Regions from separate parts of the Mus musculus genome. Here all the other regions are linked to region 3. Evidence: chromatin loops called from intact Hi-C (ENCODE). Cell type or tissue: left cerebral cortex. All regions are shown on one strand.

Region 1 (5,000 bases), 110 kb before region 3:
TTGTACAGGTCCATGCACATAAAGTTGATCATAGGTCTTGCATGTAAATTTTGTACATGCATGTAAACACATGGTGTTGCTATGTGGTTGGACACGTCCAACAGAGATAGTACAAGCTACCAAAAAACATCTGACATTGATAATTTTGTGCCGGAGTAAGTAGACTCATGTTACTTTCCAATATTTCAAACTTTGGTCCTAGTGAATTGGGGTCTCTGTGTATAGCAGGGGTGATGTTAAGGATCTGCTGTCAGGAGTGGATTCGCGGACCTGGTTAGCACATTGTGCTGACCCTGAATCAGTTTCCTCTTCAGAGTTGGTCAATGCTGCAGTAGATAGAAGTCAAGGAAGGCAGGAGGAGAGAGGACAGGGCTGGCATTCCCTGATTATTCTTCTCCATGTCTTTGGTAAGGCAAGTGACTCTTAATGACCAGACTGGTTCCCTGAACACTGTCCCTTTCTTGCCTACATGGCACTGGCTGTTAAGACACAAGAAAACCAGAGGTAGCCACAGGAAAAGGCATTTGAAAGGCAACACTGAATGTAGGTGAAGGCACACACACCCACTGTATTTTCCCTCAGCTTTAGCTGTACAGACTTGGTGGTTTTGAAACTCAGAGGAGTAAGCTCTCATTCATCCCAGCAACAACAAAACAGTTTCTAGGAAATGCAGAGTTGTCTACTTCACAGATTTTGAACACGAGCTGTAACTGCCCATAGTACAAGGCAGGGACACACTTTCAAAGCTTTGTGAGCAAAACAGAAATGTGATCTGTGAATACACTATCACTTGAATAGAAACAGTATTTAAATGTCCACATGCATTCCGACTCAATCAATTAAGTACAAAGAGAATAATAACTAGTCTTGCTGGCTTTCCCAGTTATGCCCTTTGGGGTTGAAAAGATGAGTTCTATTCACCTGTATTAATTTCATGTTGAGGTAAATTATACTAATTTCTTGTGCTTTGGGCCATAGAGAATGAAAAAGAGAATTGTCTTAGGGTTTTTATTGCTGTGACAAAACACCATGACCAAGAGCAGGCTGGGAAGGAAAGGGTTGATTTTGCTCCCACCTTCACATCATAGTTCATCATTGAAGGAAGTCAAGACAGGAAGTCAAACAGGATGGAAACCTGGGGTAGGAGCTGATGCAGAGGCCATGGATGGGTGCTGCTTACTGCCTTGCTCACTATGGCTTACACAGTCCTCCTCCTCCTCCTCCTCCTCCTCCTCCTCCTCCTCCTCCTCCTCCTCCTCCTCCTCCTTCTTCTTCTTCTTCTTCTTCTTTTTTATAGCAATCAGGACCACCAGCCCATGGGTAGCATCATCCACCAATGAGGTGGACCATCCTACATCAATAATTAATTAAGAAAATGGTTGCCTGAAGCCCAGTCTTCCAGAGGCATTTTCCCAGTTGAGAGTCCCTCTTGCCAAAATGACTCTAGCTTGTGTCAAGCTGACCTAAAACTAGCCAGGACAATAACATTCACCTGTTGAATATGGATTAACCTCTCCGCAAGGCATCACTGAAGAGCCTTTTACTAACACATGAAAAGGGACAAAGCTTTCTGGTTAAAATGTTCTTTGCTGTGGTAGCAGCAGAATTAAAGACTGTACACTACTGAAGCAGAAAATTCCAAGATCACAATGAGTAAAGCCCACGAAACGCAAGTGCTGTGGAGCCCCGAGGGGAGAGAATTAATGCACAAAGCTCCTCTTTCAGGGGGCCAGGCTAGACTATTAAGACTCACTCTGTCCTTCCCTCTTCTGACCCCGGGAGCCCTCCTCTTCTGCTGTCTTCATGAACCGGCCTTTGTCTCCCCTCTAATGAAAGAGGCGCTTATGTTCTGTCCTGCTCTCTCTGGTGCCCAATAGAAGCCCAGTGGTGGGAAAAAATAACTGTAGGTCTAGAGGAAGACTGGAGTGTTTCCAAGGTGACGCACTCTGGTTTCCAGGACATCGCTGGAGTGTCAGTTCCAGAAAGCGCCTGAAGGGGGTGGTGCATACTGAAGAATTAGCAGTGGTTGGTGCAGCCACAGAGGAACCTTCAGGGAAAAATGCAGGGTAATTTTCTCACTCAGTTTAAAAAAAAATGTTTGTTTCATGGGTGATTTCATGAAAGAGTCAGAGGACATTAGGAACTTGAGTTTCTGTGATTATCTTTTCTAAGGCTTCCATTCGTCACATGAGGATTAAGCCTTACAGATAAGGAGTTAAACCACAAAGCTTTGGGTTTAAGTAGCTCCTGAGCAGAGTTGATGCCCAGGCTGAGATAGGGTGACCACCTGCTGTGCCGCAGAAGACTTCTAACTAGCAATGGCCAGCTTTGCTGAAAAGATAAGCATCCAATGGTAAAACAGCCCCAGACTCTCTCCCACTCCCGAAATAACATTTCTATGGTTCAGGACAAAAAATGGCCAACAGCCTTCAGAGGAAGACACAAAATTGAAAGTAGATAGAAGTATGAACGCAGTGCTGTGTTTTATTGTTTTACCATGGGGTCTGATGTAAAAGCAGCAAAGGTTTTCTTATTGCTCTCTGTCTCTGTCTCTGTCTCTGTCTCTGTCTCTGTCTCTCTCTGTGTGTCTCTGACTCCCTTCTTCCTCCCTCTCCTCCTCCTCCTCTTCCTTCTCCTCCTCCCCCTTCTCCCCCCCCCCAACCATCTCTATGTTAGGAATTCTGGCTATGTAGTCATGGTTGGCCTGGCAGTCACCCTCCCTTGTTCTCTCTCAGAATCATGTCCTATTCTTCAGTTGCTATCGTTATTCTCTCTCTCTTCTCTCTCTTACTTTCTCTCTCTCTTTTTCTCTCTCTACACACAAACACAATTTATATATTTATTTCCCTGGCATCTCTTCATTGGCCTATGTACAATTCATTTTTATAGTTTCTAAATATTTGTGGACTTTCCTATTTCTATTATTTAATTAAAGGGCAATTCTGTTGATCAGGACATATATACTGTATGTCTTAAATTATATATATTTATCATATATACATATAGTTATATGTACACACAAAGAGTGTTTAAATATATAAATATGTCCTGCTCAGTCTGTATACTGCTATTTGTGTATACGTGGTTTCAGGGCTGGTCACTAGTATTGATCACTTATTGGGGGTTCATCCCTGAAGAAGACATCTTCCTGGTCTCAGTATTTCTTAGGTTCCCCATGACATCCAGCATTTCAGTTGGTGCTGTACTTTTTCAGGTCTGGTTTAGGCCACCATGTTGTTTGGGTTCCATGAATGTAGCTTCCCTGTGGTTCCTTGGAGACACAATGTCACTGCAGTTTTCCTGATCCTTTGGCTCTTGCAATCTTCCAATCCCTTCTCCCACAGTGTTCCCTGAGTCTTAGGTGCAGGCACTGTGTTGTGGGCATCTGTCCTCATGCCCACAGATGAGTGTAGCTCCCAACCCTCATAGAAGTAACTTCTCTTTACCTCAGAAGGAAACCCTTAAGGGAACCACCAGCAGTCAACCGCAAGAGCAAGTGTAGATACCCAGCCCTTGCTGCCAAATCTCCTCAGTGGGCGCACTGACATGCAGCCCGAACTCTCCTCTTAGAACGGCCTATCTGTATTCAGAAAGTTCTGGCAAGTCTGGCTTTCATTTAATTCTAGCAGTTATAACATTTCCTTCCCGACTTCTTCAAATCTACGTTTGTCATTCAACAGAGATTGCCCCGTCTCCAAGAATTTGTGGAGTGTCTGCTATTTTCCTTGCTATTGACCTCTGGTTTTGTTCCTTTGTCTTTGTTTTAAATTATCTTTTCTTTCACTGTCGACTTTAGATGTTAGCTTTGTTGGATGTAGCAGTCTTGGCAATTATTTGCTTTGAGGGCTTGAAATACATTGTTCCATGCTCTCCTGCTTTTAGGGTTGCTGGTGAGAGACCCCATTATTCCAACATGAGTTGGTATTTTTATTTTCCTCATAGTGTTTTTTTTTTAAGTTTTTTGTTTTATTTATGTGTGTGCTTATGTGGTGTGTCTCTCTGTGTGTACGGACACGTGTATGTGGGACCACCAAAGACCAGCAGAGGTTTCTGTACAGCTATAGTTACAGACATTGAAAGGTCATGGAAGGACTTTTCATGCCTGCCACTAAGTAAAGAGAGTGGAGAAGGTTAAATAGCAAATAAGATATTCGACTATTTTATTCTAGAGGGAGAAAGACTAGGCAGGGAGTCTGGGTAAATGATCGTGAAGGACTTGGGGAAGAGACACCCAAGAAGGGAGAAAACAGATTTCCAGGGCAGCGAAACTACTTTTTTTTTAATGACTTGACAATTGTTGGATATGACATTATTTGTTTGCAAAGCCTTTTGAATGCACAAGATGGAGTGTGAGCTGAAAGATGAGCCGTATCAATGAGGTCTGTGAGCAGGCCACGGATTCTAACAGTACGCCGTGCCTCTGGGAGGGGGTGGGGTGGAGAGGACAGCTGTGGGTGGGGACAAGAGAGATATGGGAATCTTTTGTATTTTTTCTTCAACTTTGTCCTGAACCCATAGGTACATTAAGTCTACTTTTAAAAGCTGAAAAATTAAGTCTACTTTTAAAAGCTAGAGAGAGTCTGTAAATTGGGTCCATTGTGCTGTGAACCTGGATAGAGGCAGTGACGGTCATCCTCACTGTGAGAGAATCGCCATCAGAGGTTGTACTGGATGTGTGAGTATGTGAGTCTTTGTCCATTATAGCAACCAGGCAAACCTCTCTGTTCACTCAACAAAACACACTGTGTACCAGCTATGTTCCTGGAGCCTGGGACAGTCTCATATGCATATCAGAGAGGACACACATGAGAGGGCAGTTAAAATCCTGGGGACAGCTGGTCAGTGGTGGCGCACGCCTTTAGTCTCAGCACTTGGGAGGCAGAGGCAGGTGGATTTCTGAGTTTGAGGCCAGCCTAGTCTACAGAGTGTCTCAGGACAGTCGGGACTATACAGAGAAACCTTGTCTCCCCAAAACAAACAAACAAACAAACAAACAAACA
Region 2 (5,000 bases), 160 kb before region 3:
AGAGAGAGCGTTTGAAACACATCCAGGGGACCTCTACACTTGATGAGTTAAATATTTTATTATTTGTATGTTATGCCTGTGAATGCCTGCATGTGTGTGTCTGTGTGCCATGTATGTGCCTGATGCCCTTGGAGGCCAGAAGGCGGCATTGGATGCCCTGGGACTGCAGTTACATGTGATTATGAGCTGTCATGTATGTGCTGAGAACAGAACCCAAGTTCTCTGCAAGGGCAGCTGATGGGCCCTTCACCAGTGGGCCATTTCTCTAGCTCCATTTAAAATTAGATTTTCATGTGTGTGTGTGTGTGTGTTTGTGTTACACATATATGTGGAGGTCAGAAGACAACTTGCAGAAGTCACTTCTCTGCTTCCAACATATGGTTTCTAGAAATTGAACTGAGGTCAGCAGGCCTGGCCACCTCCACCTGCTGAGCCACACTGTCTTGTGAGCTTACCATGTGAGAGGTTAATTGGAGAAAACGGGTGAGGTGAGGGCAAGTCACTCAGCTAGGCTGAGTGAACAGGACTCGACTGACTTTTGGCATGCAAGCTTTTGGGTTTAGGAGTTTGCATTTCTGTGAAGTTGAACACTGCCTTTCTGAGAAGAGGCGGCACATTCATAGTATCACTAGGCAACATTTTAAAGAGGCTCGGAAGAATTAGTTGTCGTCATGTTTCCTGAAAACTGAAACCAAACTAATGGTTTGTCTTTTCTACTGTCTTTGCCAAAGTTAGTCCTTACCCCCCCATTTCATCTATATCTGAAAGAAGCTATCCTTAGAAGAACTTTGAAAAACTTAGTAATTATTTTACCATATTAACAAAACAATACCCAAAGAACCAAGTTCCTGGCTGCGTGCATGCTGCCCCTCCGGGTAGTGTAATTTAGCTGGAGATCAAAGGTTAAGTGCCTCTTAGCCAAGGCTAGGTGATCATCACCATTATGTGTGTTTTTGGAAGTGTTTTTATTGTTAATACAAAGTGAAATTGGACATTCTCCCTCCTACGAACCACTGGTAGTCGTGAGTCTGCATTTTGGAGCACATTACAAGAAGCAATTTGAAGGTTCTTATGGCCTCCAGAGTTCAAACACAATTTTTGTCATTTTAATTAGAAGTTTATTCTTTTACCAGGCATCAGAGCATCTGGTGTCGAGGCACAGTGAGATCAAGAACCACTGCTTTTCAAGGTTGCTCAGGACCTTTCCCCGTCTATTTACCCTGGCGGAGGCTTAGCCTGGGAAGCCGACGCTTCTGCAGTGGAGGGTTTCCGTGTTAGACCCGGATGCTCACATGCGGAGCTGCTCGCTAGCCCCTCAGCAACCAGTCTCCAATTACTGTCCTGTTGCAGAGTTCTGTGCTCAACTCCTGTCTCTAACCAACTTCGTCAACTTTCCCCTTCTCCTGTAGGAAATGAAGATGTATCCCCTCCCCCAACCCCGACATTCTGATTTGTCTAGTGTTCCAGAGCTAGTGATGAAGTGGGGCTGGGAGACGGGCAGGACCATGGTCTAGTTCCATAGTTCTGCATGCGGAATCTCAAGACTCTGGTCATGGTAATGAAAGCCATCAGTCTGGCTGCAACAGAGCCAGCATCTGGGATGGCCACTAAAGCTCTTCAGCTCTTCACTTGAGGGATTTCTGGTTCCTCAGAGTAGAAGCCACTGCTAAGGTCAAGGGAGAAACATGAGGCGAAACGTAGTTTCTCATACTTGCTTTTCTTCTTTCCCACATATATAAATCTGCGTGGTGGAAAATGTACAACCTTTAATTACGTTGCACAGAACAGAAACTAGTTCAGAAATGGATCTTAATGTGGAAGCAATCACGGCTTAGATGTCAGCGGGTCAGAGTAGTGGGGATGAGATGGTTATCTCACAAGAAAAGGGAAACCCAGCTCAGCATAAGCGACTCATGGCAACTTGGAATATGATTATGCACAGGGTCATGATTCCTCCATTGTTCAACAGCTCAAGTTGTGGTGCCCCACTGCATTTAAAGTTCCAGGAAAGAGTTCAAGGTGGGAGTTGTGCCTTTAGAGTGATCAGGCCGCTTGCCAGGACAAGCAGAAGCAAAGGCTATGGGGTGGGTACTTTTGGGTTTGTGGTAGCAGACCACCACAGGACTTTAGAAGGTGAAAGCTGGATGATTCTGGTTGCTTGCAACCATTTAAGAAAAGGATTAGGAGAGAGGACACGGACCCTGGGACCAGATGGTGGATCGAGGCATCCCCAGCACTAAAAGGTCTTAGGCTCCAAACTGCAGAATCTTTTTTTTTTTTAATCAGATATTTTCTTTATTTCCATTTCAAATTTTATCCCCTTTCCTCATTTCCCCTCCAAGCCCCCATCCCATCCCCCACCTCCCCTTGCTCCCTAACCCACCCACTCCTGCTTCCCTGTCCTGGCATTCCCCTACACTGGGGCATCGAGCCTTCACAAGACCCAGGGCTTCTCCTCTCATTGATGTCCCACAAGGCCATCCTCTGCTACATATGCTGCTGGAGCCTTAAGTCCCTCCATGTGCAGAATCTTTAAGGTGCTGGGAAGGCTGTGGTTTGGGAACACGGGGATGGGGGGGGAGGTGTTTGGAGTGATCCCAACCAAGGGTTAAACTCCCCGAGAGCTGGCAGGCTTTCATCCTTGAGTTTTGAATATTACTGTATTGATTTCAAACGCTGTTGGGCAGTATAAGGGAAAAGGTCAGAGAACATGATCATAATGGCGAGAGAACCACAAGAACTACAGGTAAACGTGGCGAGGCGGAGTGACCGGGGTGACAGCAAAGACAGAAATCGCCGGAGACGCTCCGAGAGGGAAGACTGTCTGCATGTCTGAACGCGTGTGGAGAGTGTCAGGAGTGTTCAGAGTGAGGAACTGCTTTTTCTTGTTCTCCTTTAGCAGAGATAGCTGTTTGGAAGTTCACCAGCTATGGATGGACACATTCCACGGCTGGTGTTCACGCTTTTCCCATGCACATAAACATAGCGGCCACCAGAGGGCGACGTTGCGCGCGACCAAGCAGCGATTACAGCTGGGATTACTTCTGCCTACATTGCCCAAATTCCTCTCACAAAGTCCCCTTCAGGCTTCTGATCTGACAGTTTCCCCTAGCACCAGGCATGGGTCTCTTTGGGCAGTGACACCAGCAGGAACATTCTGGCTGCTTTGTAAATGTAAAAGCAAAATGCCGAGCTCACAGAGAGGATGGTGGCCTGCAGACTCACCCTATGGTGTTTCCCAGGAGCAACAGGCAGAGCTCCCTGGAGGCCTCCCCCCCCCCCCCAAGTTGGGGGTTGTCTGGACTCGATTCCTCATGGAGTGTGTGCTCTCTTTCTCTCATTAAAGAGAATTTTAGTTCCATGATTCAGAGGGAAACGGTCAGTTTGGGAACCCATCACTAGATTTTCTTTTAAATTCCCTCTAAATAACTGAATTAAGACGTCAGAGTGTGTGCTCGGGTTTATGATCCCAGCTGAGCAGCATGGGGGTCGCAGGGCCTTTGCTTTGGGAGGAATCTCCACTTGGGGTTAACCTTCACCCTGTTAGATCTTTACTTGGGTGTTTCTGAGTTGCTGTCAGGAGACCTGGAGGAATGCCTGCAATTAGGACAAACCTTTCCAGGACTTACTAATGTTGGTCTTTGAAGTCTTTTGGATATTTTGGGCAGCTAACATGGAAACAGGAATAATCAACCTTTAGAGTTCTCTAGTTGAGGATTCTAGAACAAAGTAAGAGAAGACAGAGGTGTGACTCTAAAGAACTGTTTCTGTAATTTAGTTCACAAAATTCAAGGGAGAATGTGATCAACAAATAGGAAAAGGGAATTCAGATAAAAAATTTCATTCATTCATTCATTCATTCATTCATTCATTCATTCATTCATTTTGCATCTGTGCAAACAGGCACCATGGTGCATTTGTAGAAGCCAAGGAACAATTTGTGGGAGTCAGTTTCTCTCTTTTTACCATGTGGGTCCTAGGGAATGAAATGCAGGTCACTAGGCTTGGCTTTAAGTCACCTCCTGAGCCATCTCATAAGCCCCTATATTTTTTAAGATGGTGAACGTGGTCCCCATGTTGGCCAGGCTGGCCTTAAAGGATCTTACCACTCAGGTGCTGGGTCTACAGTCATGCCCCACTCCTTCCAACTAAGAAATGCAGATATTCATTAGAAGACAAAGGCACACAGTATGGTAGGGTTTAATTTTTTTGGGCCAGACAGACTTGTTGGCATAGCGATTTTCGCAAACCATCTGCGAGGCTATCTGAAGAGAATCTAAAATAAATGAACGAATTAATCTGATTTATTTTGAGGAAGGAACCATCTTCAGTGTTTCAGACTGCTTGTTGATGTAAGTGGAGTCTGGCCTATTTACTTTGGCCACAGTTTAACTCGCGTTATCTGCTGGAAGGAGTTTGCCTTGACAGTTGGCTAAAAACACAGTGCTCAAAGAGATGATTGCTCTGAACCATCAGCAAATGGGGGTGGGGTGGGGGTGGGGTGAGGGTGGGGGTAGGGCAGAGCATGGTTTCATGGAGTGCCTTCAGCAAAGGAGGGCTAGGACCTGCTTTTATGATGCACCCTCCAACGTTAATACAACTCTAGACTTAAAGTGACAGTTACTCTAGTACAGTTATTAAGGACTCCTTTTTTTTTTTTCCACTTTAGGAAATGTTCTGGTTTGGATGGCAAGCAAAGTGGCCATTGGACTTGTCTCCATAGTCCCTGAATCTGCTGACAGATGAACACAGATGGGGCCTTCTGTGACCAAGCTCAGGACTTTCCTGTTGGCCTCCCTGGAGGGTTCACACACCCACAGCTCCAGAGCAAAGGCAAATGGGGAGGGCAGAAGACAGGTAGGTCTCTTACCCAAATTGCTTCTAGATACATACCACATTGGACCTCTGGGATGTTCACAGAGCTTCCCCTCCCCTATGCTAATGATTGCTCCCTAGTCTATGGCACTACTGATGACAGCAAAACCTTCAGGGGGTGTGAT
Region 3 (5,000 bases):
CTTCCTTCCTTCCTTCCTTCCTTTCTTCCTTTCTTCCTTTCTTCCTTCCTTCTCCTTCCTCTCTCTCTTTCTCTCTTTCTCTTTCTCTTTCTCTTTCTCTTTCTCTTTCTCTTTCTCTTTCTCTTTCTCTTTCTCTTTCTCTTTCTCTTTCTCTTTCTCTCTCTCTCTCTCTCTCTCTCTCTCTCTCTTTCTTTCTTTCTTTCTTTCTTTCTTTCTTTCTTTCTTTCTTCCTCTCTCTCTCTCTCTCTCTCTCTCTCTCTCTCTTCATTTTCTTTTTCTGTGCAGTGAGTGCACAAGTCAAATAAGGAAGATCAACCCCCAAGACAATTTTCAGCCTATGGATTTGAGTTTTCGTCAGCCTCAGCACAGATCCCTCACAAAGAGCTCTTGCTTCTGCTGGATGGTTCACTGCTTCATGAATGCCTCAGAGAGAGGGCAGGGCCAAGGGAAAATCAGCTATTTATAGGTGGGTTTTTTTTTTTTTTGACTAAAAGTGTCTGCTCAGCGTGCTATGGAATATTTCCAAGAGGTGGGAGAACAGGAAACTATCTCAAATCAACTGGAAGGCTGGAGGAGTGTTATGGGGGACGGAATCTGCAGGGGAGTCCTTTGCAGAAAGCTCAGGTTTCATTTGCAAACAAATGACAGTTACTTTTTCTGACACTCAGAGAAGCCAACTAAACTTCTGCTACTTAATGAGAGAAGAAGAGAACGAGAATGAAAAGCCCATGAATTCTTCAAGTGTTGCAAGACACTGGAACCCTTAAAGGAATTTTAAAGGGGGAATACTTCTCTCTATACTTAATCCTTGATGGGACAGTTGCCAGCCAAATGATGCCCATGGAAAAGACAGCAAGCAGGTGGGTTTCTAAGAATAGAATGCAGGTCCCTGTGAGTTAACAGGGTCCTGCTGAGATGAGAGGACATCTCACCCTCCACTCACCTTCACTTTTATAATGACAACAAAGAAAGATGGCTGAGCTCATCTGCGTTTACAGGCAGGACACAATGCCATGAAATTCTGAGAGCATCCCATGGATTTTACTCCCACTGGTTGGGTGGTCACGGGAAGCAAGTGTAGTAGAAAGACTCAGGACTGTCTGCCAAGAGACAGCTGGCTGAGGAGGAAAGCCTGGAGCTGGCCATGGTTCTGTGGGGAGGAGGTCCTGAGAGGGACATTTTGTTCTTTGGAATTCTACAGACTTGAAAGAATGATGCACCTGGCTTCGGAGAATGGGAAGGTTGGCTGAGGACCTTGTGCAAGAACAATGGAGGATAATGCCCAGGACCTGTTACCACCATCCTTCAACTGTTGTGAAGGTCCTGCCTGTCTGGTTGTCATGGAGGAGACATTCCTCAAGAGAGCTAGTGAAGCCCATCAAGGATGCAATGGATGGGTGGCTCAGTGACCTGGTAGACATAACCATAGTGGTTGCTGTTCATTAAACTCATCCTGCTGATTTGCAAGGCTGCCTGGAAGAATGGCATGGGGGTCCGGGGGAGGGTTGGCAGACTGAAGCTATAAAGATAAAAGCAAGGCCCATGCGAATAGACACTTGAACAGCTAGAATTGTTGTTTACCAGCAAACACCGGACTGCATGGAGCTCTGCTCCACTGAGGTGAAGATCTGGACAGGCTCTTTGTGACCCTTTCACTTACACAAACTTCCCATGCTTAGTTGGCAGCTGATAAAGGAACTGTCCATGATGTGATTAAGAGCTACCATCATCGGACATAGATGGGATAGGGAGAAACGGGTGGGGTGGGCAGGAGGTTTCCTTGTCCGCAGAATCAGACATGCCTCTTCTGACCTTGTTTTGAAGGAACAAATCAGAAGGGGAAGAAGAGGTGCCGCGATACACGAAACAAAGAGAACATACAAAGAACGTCAGTAGCTAGACATTTATACCTTGAAAACCTTCCACACAATAATTTGAATTGATTTCCTAAATTTAGAGCTCAACTCTCTTCCCTAACACCCTAAAACAAATGCAGCCATCATGCCCATTATACAGAATAAGAAACAAAAGCATCAGTAATGTAGAAATCCAGCAATAACTTCAAAGCTTGGCTGAGCGGGTGAAGCCCACGTTTCGATCGGTTAGACTCTACTGCCCCCTACAGGAAAGTACACGGGACAATAAGCCTACAGCTCTGTAGAAGCCGTGGTTCTTGATGGATTCTATTGAGTCACTCTAGATGTAGGTCGTCAGGATCTCTTGGGTTGGTGCCAGAAATCCTCAGGTTTTCAGACCCCTTCAATGTCACTCTTATGCACAAACGTACGGGAGCTATCTCTCAACTGCAATGATTGAGAGACACTCAGTGATATAGGACTTCTAAAGGGCTTTCATACAGGCTTCCATGGGATACGGCTGTAGTCGCTTGTAGCCACGTAGATACCACGTTGTCTCATGTCAGGTAGTGTTTAGCTGCGCACAGTTCTCAGCTTCTTTGCAGCTGTTCTCATTTTCCTAATGTATATCACCCTATATATCATTGTATGCATGTGTCATTTACATATGCCATATATATGTGTCACATCACATATCCCTTTGGAAACTATAGATAACTATTGTCAGTTGTTGTCCCGGTGAAGTGAGGTGAAAGATTCTGAGTGCCAAGATTTGGATGCTTTGGGAGAAGCAGATAGTCTTCAGATTCCAGACCCTGAGCCCTCAAAGCTTTAAGTGTTGGATCTAAAGATCACATATCTAAAAAATGGATCTACCCTGCTCTGTTTGTCTTCTTTTGGACAATAATTCACCTCCAGTGAGCCATTAGAAAGCAGAAAGGATCAGTTTCTAACAGGAGGAACACAACCACTTTTTTCTGGGTCCGGAAAGAAGAGTTCAAAAATCTTATCATGGGGCTAAGGAGTTGGGTCAGCAGATAGAGACACTTGCTGTGCAAGCAGAGCATCTGAGTTCAATCCCTGGAGCCCAGAGAGGAAAGAGAGAACACATTCCTGAAGGTTGGCCTCTGATCTCCACCTACATGTGTGGCACATGTGGACATGCATTTCCACTCAGGCACTACACACACACACACACACACACACACACGCACACGCACACGCACACACACACACACACATCACACAAAAACAGTAAATAAAATGAAAATACAATATGCCCTGGGCAACCACAGAGTTACAAATTGCACATACTCACTTAGCTGACAAGGACACTTGTTTCCTATAAGCCTTTTAAAGTACAAACATGTTTCACATGTTGTCTCAGATCACCCTCCCACTTCCTCTTTGACCTCATTACCTCTGAAGACGGTAGTGCACATGAATAAGCAGGGATGTGAAAAGAGCCTTCAGGCTTTAGCAGAATGTGAGACACAGTGGGGAACAGAAAGCCCAGGCTGACAGGCCGAGTGTCCACTTGTGTCATGTCTTCTGAGATGACAATTCTTGCCAAGCCATTTCCTTTTGTCGTTTGAAGAAAGAGTAAGTAGAAGCAAATGCTTTCAGAAGTTCCTTTTATAGGATGGTCACTATAGACCCTCTATCTATGGAAGCTACAGTGTCCAGACTGTCCAGGGACATTGCGAATGGGAGGTTTACAAGGAGGAGTTCCTATTACTCAGAAAATGACAATTTAGAAGGAAATAAAAATAAGACGTTAAGCCCCTAGACAGTTAGATCAGGGGCCTGAACAATCCTGAAGGTTGATAATAAATTGTGGTTTTCAAAGGCTGCAGGAAGCAGACGTTTTCTTTCATGGTTGTTGAATAGGTCTTTGAATTAAAAGAACCAACACTAGGTCATCACACTGAGGAGTCAGGCCATTCCTAGATTAATGATCTAGAACAAGACGGGAAAGGTAAGGTAATGCCTTTTTTACTTGGATCAATGAAAAGAAGGGGGAGGGGGAGGTTCCTTACCTCATAGCTATTCTTCTGTGGCTATTGTGAAATGGTCCAATTAAAAAAATCTGATTTCATAAATCAGAGATCAAAGACCTCAAAAGCATGCATGTGTTATGCAGGCGTGTGGGAGGCCAGGTGCCTAAGCGGAGGTGAGGTGGATCCACACCCCCGTGTACAGAATAAGCCTTACTATGCTTCAAAGGTAGTTTTTCCATTTCATCAGCATGGGTTCAGCTTTCCAGTTCATGGAGAACAATGATTATAAACTCTGAAGGGACTGGAACAGTGGTCTAAGATATATGAAGTAAACATTGCGTATCTAGAAAACTCAGTATAGAAGCCTCCTTGGCTCAGACATCAAGTATGGCACAGCATTAGACTTGAAGGAACAAAGAGGAGCATCTTTAAAGGCGAGCCCTGTATTTTCTTACATTTGTAGGATCAGAGCTTCAAAAAAAAGTTCTTCTCTGTTTATGAAGGTGATTCCCCAGAGAATCCAAATTCTAGAAATAAGAAATTGGTCCAAAGAAGCATGAGGAATATATGATGCCCTCCTGGGCACCGTTCTCCCTGTTACCTCTTTTGATTGTGTTAACATTAATCAAATAACTCCCATGTCATGCTCTTTCAGTTACAGAGAGAGGGCTCAAGTGTTGAAGAATCCGCTAACTTGGAAATCATTCCAACTGGGAATTGTTCACGGACAGAAACCAAAGCTCATTCCCACTGTCCTTCTAGCCTAAGAACATAGATGAACGTGTGTGTGTGTGTGTGTGTGTGTGTGTGAGAGAGAGAGAGAGAGTATGTGAGTGAGTGTGTTAGTGAGTGTGTGTGAGTGTATGAGTGTGTGTGTGTGAGAAAGAGTATGTGAGTGGGTGTGTGTGAGTATATGAGTGTGTGTGTGAGAGAGAGAAAGAGTATGTGAGTGTGTGTGAGTGTATGAGTGTGTATATATATGTATGTATGTGCATGTGTATGAGTGGGTTTGTGCATGTGTGTGTATGTGTGTGTGTAGAAGAAAAATGCCCTCTGTGTCATGATGCCACTCATGTGACATGTTATGGTCTGCTGGTGGGGGTGAGGGTCTTGAGAACTAGGTCAGTGGGTCCTACAAGCAGAG
Region 4 (5,000 bases), 69 kb before region 3:
CTTCTGCAAAGGCCAATGAGTTTTTATGCTCTTGATGTAGACCTTCAGTTTAGAGTTGATTTAACTTTAGGCATTTCTCAAAGCACTTTGCTAACACTGTTTCCTCTTGTATTTAACTAGTGAATAACCCCCCCCCCCCACCTCTCCACCCCCGCCCACTACACTTTATCTCTACATTTTCCTCATCAGTATCAAACCAGTATCAGGATCTTTCATGCAGATCAACAATGACATCCGCAGACAACAGGGGTCAATGAGTCCATGATAAGGGAGTCTAGTGTCCATCTATCTGTGCTGGGATCTGCTAATGCTGTCTGTCACAGCCTAGTTCTTAGAGCCACTCATTCATGCTGAAAGCCTGACTTATATACAGAGGTGTTGAGCCTTAGCTAAAAGAAAAGAGCCACTTAGTGTGTCTCACCTTCACTGTCATCCCGACTGGGCTTGAAATCACCTTGGAGCCACACCTAGAGGAATATCTGTAAGGTTGTTGTCACAGGGTGTCAAGGAGGGGTAGGCACATCCAGGGTAGAGCCATCTCATTGAATGGCCTCCTATTCTGAACAAAAGGGAAATGGGGCCAGCTAAGCACAAATATCCTTAACTCTCTGCTTTATGAACTGTTCAGCTGGAAGGAATTCTAGCTGCTATGAACTTCACCATACAGCCTCTCTAGGACGGACCATGCCCCCTCAAACTGTGAGCTAAAACCAGTTATTTCTCCCATGCGTTGCTTTGTGTCACCTATTTGGTCACAACATGAGAAGAGTAATTAATTTCTCTTTTAAAAAATGAGGAGTTAGTAAATAAATGAAGATGAAGAGGATAAATGACACAAACCCCCTTGAGGTCACAGGTCAGATACTCTATCTGAATTCACAATGATTTTAGGAGTCCCCCATGCCCCCCCAAGGGAATTTTTTCACCTAACATTTGGATAAAGGGATTAAAAATATGAAGAAAATTTAAAGAAAATTTAAATTATTTGCTTTGGGTTACTGGTACTTGAACTTAATTTTAGAATATTTATAATAATAACAACTATTAATAATAATAATAATAATTATTATTATTATTTTCTTTAGATAGGAATTTCATGATGTAGCCTTGCCTGGCCTGAAACTCTCTGCATAGACCAGGCTGGCCTTGAACCCACAGAGATCTACCTGCTTCTGCCCCATGACTGTTGGAATTAAAGCCATGTGCCACTGTCCACAACCCAACTTTAGAATGTTTGAAAATGGAAGTTCACCTAGAATCATTTTAGAACATTCCTTCCATAGTATATTTGAGTGAAATAAATTCAAGACTAGCTTGGGCCCCGACTATAGCCAACCGTTGTAGCCGTCTGTAGTCTAGCTTTGTAAACAAACAGAAGTATAAAGAATCGAGATAAAGCTTGATGTTCTTCTTCAGAGCTCAAGTGTGGGGAAGAGTTGGGAAGAAACTCTGGTTCCCAAACCTCTCCCCTACCTGTCTGAAAATTTATTATTGAATATTCAGAAGCTTCTTTGGAAACATAATTTTCTGGGGAAACCAAGGCCATTTCAGATGCCTCGTTAGCTGAGCGCAGAGGAAGCAGCAGCAGTGATGAGGTCAAAGGTCAGTCGGGGTGTGTTGGGAGAGGAGCATGAGGGAGGCAGGCTTTCAGACGGGAGTTACTAAGGAGCCCCAGAAGCCCAAAGGTGGACTTCATTGCAAAGTCTCCTCATGATTCATCTTCCTTAGGCTTTGTATGCCGAAGACTCAGTCACTAACACTAAGTAGCTGACGCAAGAACAAACTCTAAAGATGCTTTTGGAAAACAACAAGAAGAAAAACAATAGAAAGGACTGTAGGAGTGTTCTCTCTGCTTCTGGGAGAAGAGGGGAGTGGAAAGCCTCAGACAAAAATGTTGTCCTGGTCCCACTAGACTAATTTTAGTTATCTTGGCTCATGGCTGTGACTCATCCCTAAAGCTCTGAATTGTTGAGGAGGAAGGAGGGAAAAAATTTGACTTAAATGTCAAAGAAGTAGGAACATAAATATAGTTTTCTTTTTTGGGGACTAGAATTCCAGGATCTGGGTATCTTTATCACATGAGGGTTGAAAGCTTCCAACTTCTAGAAAAAAAAAATCATGACTCCAGTCAAAACATCATCAAGGACTAAGAAGGATTGATTCCCAGTCATGACACTTTTGACTTTTAATTCGTCAACATGGTTAAACTAGATGTCAGTTAATGATTATATGTGACTAAGGACGATAGAAAGGTAATATGGAGACTGTGGTAAGACTTAGGACTCACGAAACAGGACAGGGAGAAATACATGCTGACAAGCAGACTCAGGAATAATTCTGTGTACTACTGTGGTCACACTGAGAAGAAAGGCATGACTATACACTGCCCAGACATTTTCTAGTCCGCTGATGTGCAGGGGTCGATAGAGAGGTGGCTTCATGAAACTCTGTCCTGAGTAATGAAAAATGTTTTTGTAATCTGTGGGTACCACTGGTTTTCAATTAGTTTGGAGGATAGATAGAAAGAGCCCTTACCCACTCACATCCAATTTGAGCATCTTACTGAAGAAGTCTGATCTCCTCCAGGAGTGTCTGAACTGTGGCTCACAGACTACATGTACCTCAGATGAGTGTGGCTCCTAGTCAAAACCATCAACTTACCTAAAGCATTACGGTTTTTTTTTTGTTTTTTTGTTTTTTTGGTGACTCAATGACACATTTCTCAAGCACAGACTTTGTAGATGACAGCATGTCACAATGTCACAACGTTGGACACACATGTGAACTTGCTCTTAAAACTTCTAGAGAACTAGAAAAAGATGTGGTTGTCTAGATACGGCCTAGGAAGTTAGAGATGGAGTATTATGCAGAAGGCAAAGGAGAATTAATTCCAAGGGATGTGTTTCTGGGAAGAGCAAAACTGTGAACGTTGACTCAGCACCTGACTGGTGGCAGCCTTTCCAGAGCTTTCTTCATGATCCTCACAGTCCTTCTCCTGTCTTCACTTCATAACTGTGTATTGCTGTGAGCAGTAATCATTGTATCCCATCACCTAAGACCCAGTGTGTCACTCAGCTGACGTGTCCAGCATGTCCAGCATCCTGACAGGATGCTCTGGGAGGTGGCGTAGAGGATGCTAGAAGCTGCCCATCCTCACCTCTTCATTTCAGGTGATTCAAGAACTTGAAGGGCTTATGTCACGTCTTAACCTCTGCATGACTGAGCTTGTCTATTTTGACACCATGGCTGTGACAATTATGATCTCTTGTAGAGAGATATTTTAAGCCCTACAAATTACATATATACATATACATATGCCTGTGTCTCTGGCTACACAACATCTTGGCCCACTATCTATTTTATAAAACCAGTCTGTTATTTGATATTTTGAGCATCTCACAGGTGTGTCAAAGTTCAACAGAGATTTGTTTATCTTTTAAAAATTTCCACAACCAACTTTTATAGTCATAAAAGTTGTAGTCATGTTATAGGTCGAATCATATGCCCCCCAAATAGATATACTGCCAGGATTTGTGAATGCTTACAGAAAGAACAGGGTCTTGCAGATTTAACCAAGTTAACATGAGGCTAATTAAGGAGGTTCCCCAATGCTACAGCTAGTGTCATGAGAGTGATGAGCTAGCCTCATGTAATGTCAGTCAAGGGATGCCAAGTATTCCTGGCTTCAACCAGAATCCATGAAGAGATAAGGAAGAGCTGACCTCTGCAGGTTTGGGGAGCTGTGCAGCCCCACACCTCTAACTCCCTGTGATAGGAAGCAATGGACTAGTTGTTTGTGTTAAGGTTGTGAAGATAGCTCTGAGATCAGCAAACACACAAAGCAGAGAGAGAGAGAGAACACGGGATGGGAGGTGAGAGAGAATGGCTTCCCTCTGTGGCTTAGGAAACTAATATATAATTGTTAATGTTCAATTTAAAAGGTTTCAGAACCATACCATATGGCCCCTTGAAAGGGATCCAAGAGTAGATTTTCCTGTCCAGATTTTATGTCCTCCACTATTTTAAATGATTCTTGTTACAGATCAGGCAGCTGCTCTTCAATGTTTTTGATCAGTAATCTGATTTGTATTTTTAACCTAACTGCTTTGTCCTTTTCTCTTTCATTTGCCTCTTAATATTTCACTCTGTAACCTAATTCAAGTGCATAAATAGTATTAGTCACATGCATTTCATAAAGAGAGTACTTTAAAAACACTAATTACCTCAAACATATCCTTTAGACACAAATAGATCTATATTCCAGGGCTCTGATTTACCCTCTAGAAAAATATATAAAAGACAGGTCTTTTTGAAATAATCAGTGTTTGGGCTGGGTGTGGTAGCAATGCCTTTAATCCTAGCATTCAGGAGGCAGAGGCAGGTGGATCTCAGGGCTAGCCTGGACTATACAGTTTGCATCAGGCCAGCTAGGGCAACATAGTGAGACCTTGTCTCAAAAAAAAAAAAGTGAGTTTTACTTTTGTTTCCTTTGGAGAAAAAATTGTTTTTCTCCAAATAGCACAACTGTAAACACTTATACTCATATTTTTCCCCCCAAACAAACAAACAAACAAACAAACACTTTTAAGGTCTTACAAACTGTAATATGTATGGAATCCAGATTCAAACATGCATATTAAGAATTGTGATATATACTACCCAGTTTCCCAGCATAACATCGCTCTATAAAATTCTCTGATAGAACCATTGCCCTCATATTATATAATTTTCTGAAAATCCAAGTCTCTGAATTCTATATCTATATCTTCTATATTTAGTAGCTGAAAAAAATGTTCCAAGATGAGGTACTGGACCTTTTCATTGACCAGAAACCCCCTTTTTTACACCCAAAAGTAATTCTGATGGCTTTTGGGGGAATTAAGAGTGCACCAGCTTTCCTCCTGTCTTTGATGACACTGGCATCTACAAGTCAAATTCAATGTCAAAATCAACAGGTCATTGCACCGATGTGATTGAAGGACATTTTCACTATATCCTGT

The links. Peaks named below come from ENCODE experiments on the same cell type or tissue, not always from the same donor. Only the 100,000 strongest peaks of a DNase experiment are listed, where the experiment ranks them.
Region 1: a loop joins it to region 3, with 7 times the contacts of the local background. A loop is called at or near these places in 16 of 42 quality-filtered maps.
Region 2: a loop joins it to region 3, with 5 times the contacts of the local background. A loop is called at or near these places in 26 of 42 quality-filtered maps.
Region 4: a loop joins it to region 3, with 6 times the contacts of the local background. A loop is called at or near these places in 3 of 42 quality-filtered maps.

The regions. Positions count from the first base shown.
Region 1 is chr17:70,630,645-70,635,644 of GRCm38, reverse strand. All of the region lies in intron 3 of Dlgap1 (DLG associated protein 1), which reads right to left. Among named protein-coding and RNA genes, the nearest start is that of Gm46581, 26 kb to the right of the region's middle. In left cerebral cortex, a CTCF peak has its summit at 1,981 (motif pointing right); DNase peaks (open chromatin) are centred at 504, 1,966 and 3,455; H3K27ac peaks cover 4,075 bases.
Region 2 is chr17:70,682,004-70,687,003 of GRCm38, reverse strand. All of the region lies in intron 5 of Dlgap1 (DLG associated protein 1), which reads right to left. It overlaps Gm36746 (a long non-coding RNA gene), which reads left to right. Exons shown (of 5, transcript XR_003952404.1): 2 at 4,670-4,857. Among named protein-coding and RNA genes, the nearest start is that of Gm36746, 33 kb to the left of the region's middle. In left cerebral cortex, a CTCF peak has its summit at 2,990 (motif pointing right); DNase peaks (open chromatin) are centred at 2,997 and 4,219; H3K27ac peaks cover 1,316 bases.
Region 3 is chr17:70,524,474-70,529,473 of GRCm38, reverse strand. All of the region lies in intron 2 of Dlgap1 (DLG associated protein 1), which reads right to left. Among named protein-coding and RNA genes, the nearest start is that of Gm46581, 80 kb to the left of the region's middle. In left cerebral cortex, a CTCF peak has its summit at 2,132 (motif pointing left); DNase peaks (open chromatin) are centred at 516, 1,084, 2,118 and 3,364; H3K4me3 peaks cover 2,568 bases; H3K27ac peaks cover 3,713 bases.
Region 4 is chr17:70,593,447-70,598,446 of GRCm38, reverse strand. All of the region lies in intron 3 of Dlgap1 (DLG associated protein 1), which reads right to left. The region is part of intron 1 of Gm46581 (a long non-coding RNA gene); the gene reads left to right. Among named protein-coding and RNA genes, the nearest start is that of Gm46581, 11 kb to the left of the region's middle. In left cerebral cortex, no CTCF peak of the experiment used is centred here; DNase peaks (open chromatin) are centred at 1,917, 2,521 and 2,963; H3K27ac peaks cover 4,482 bases.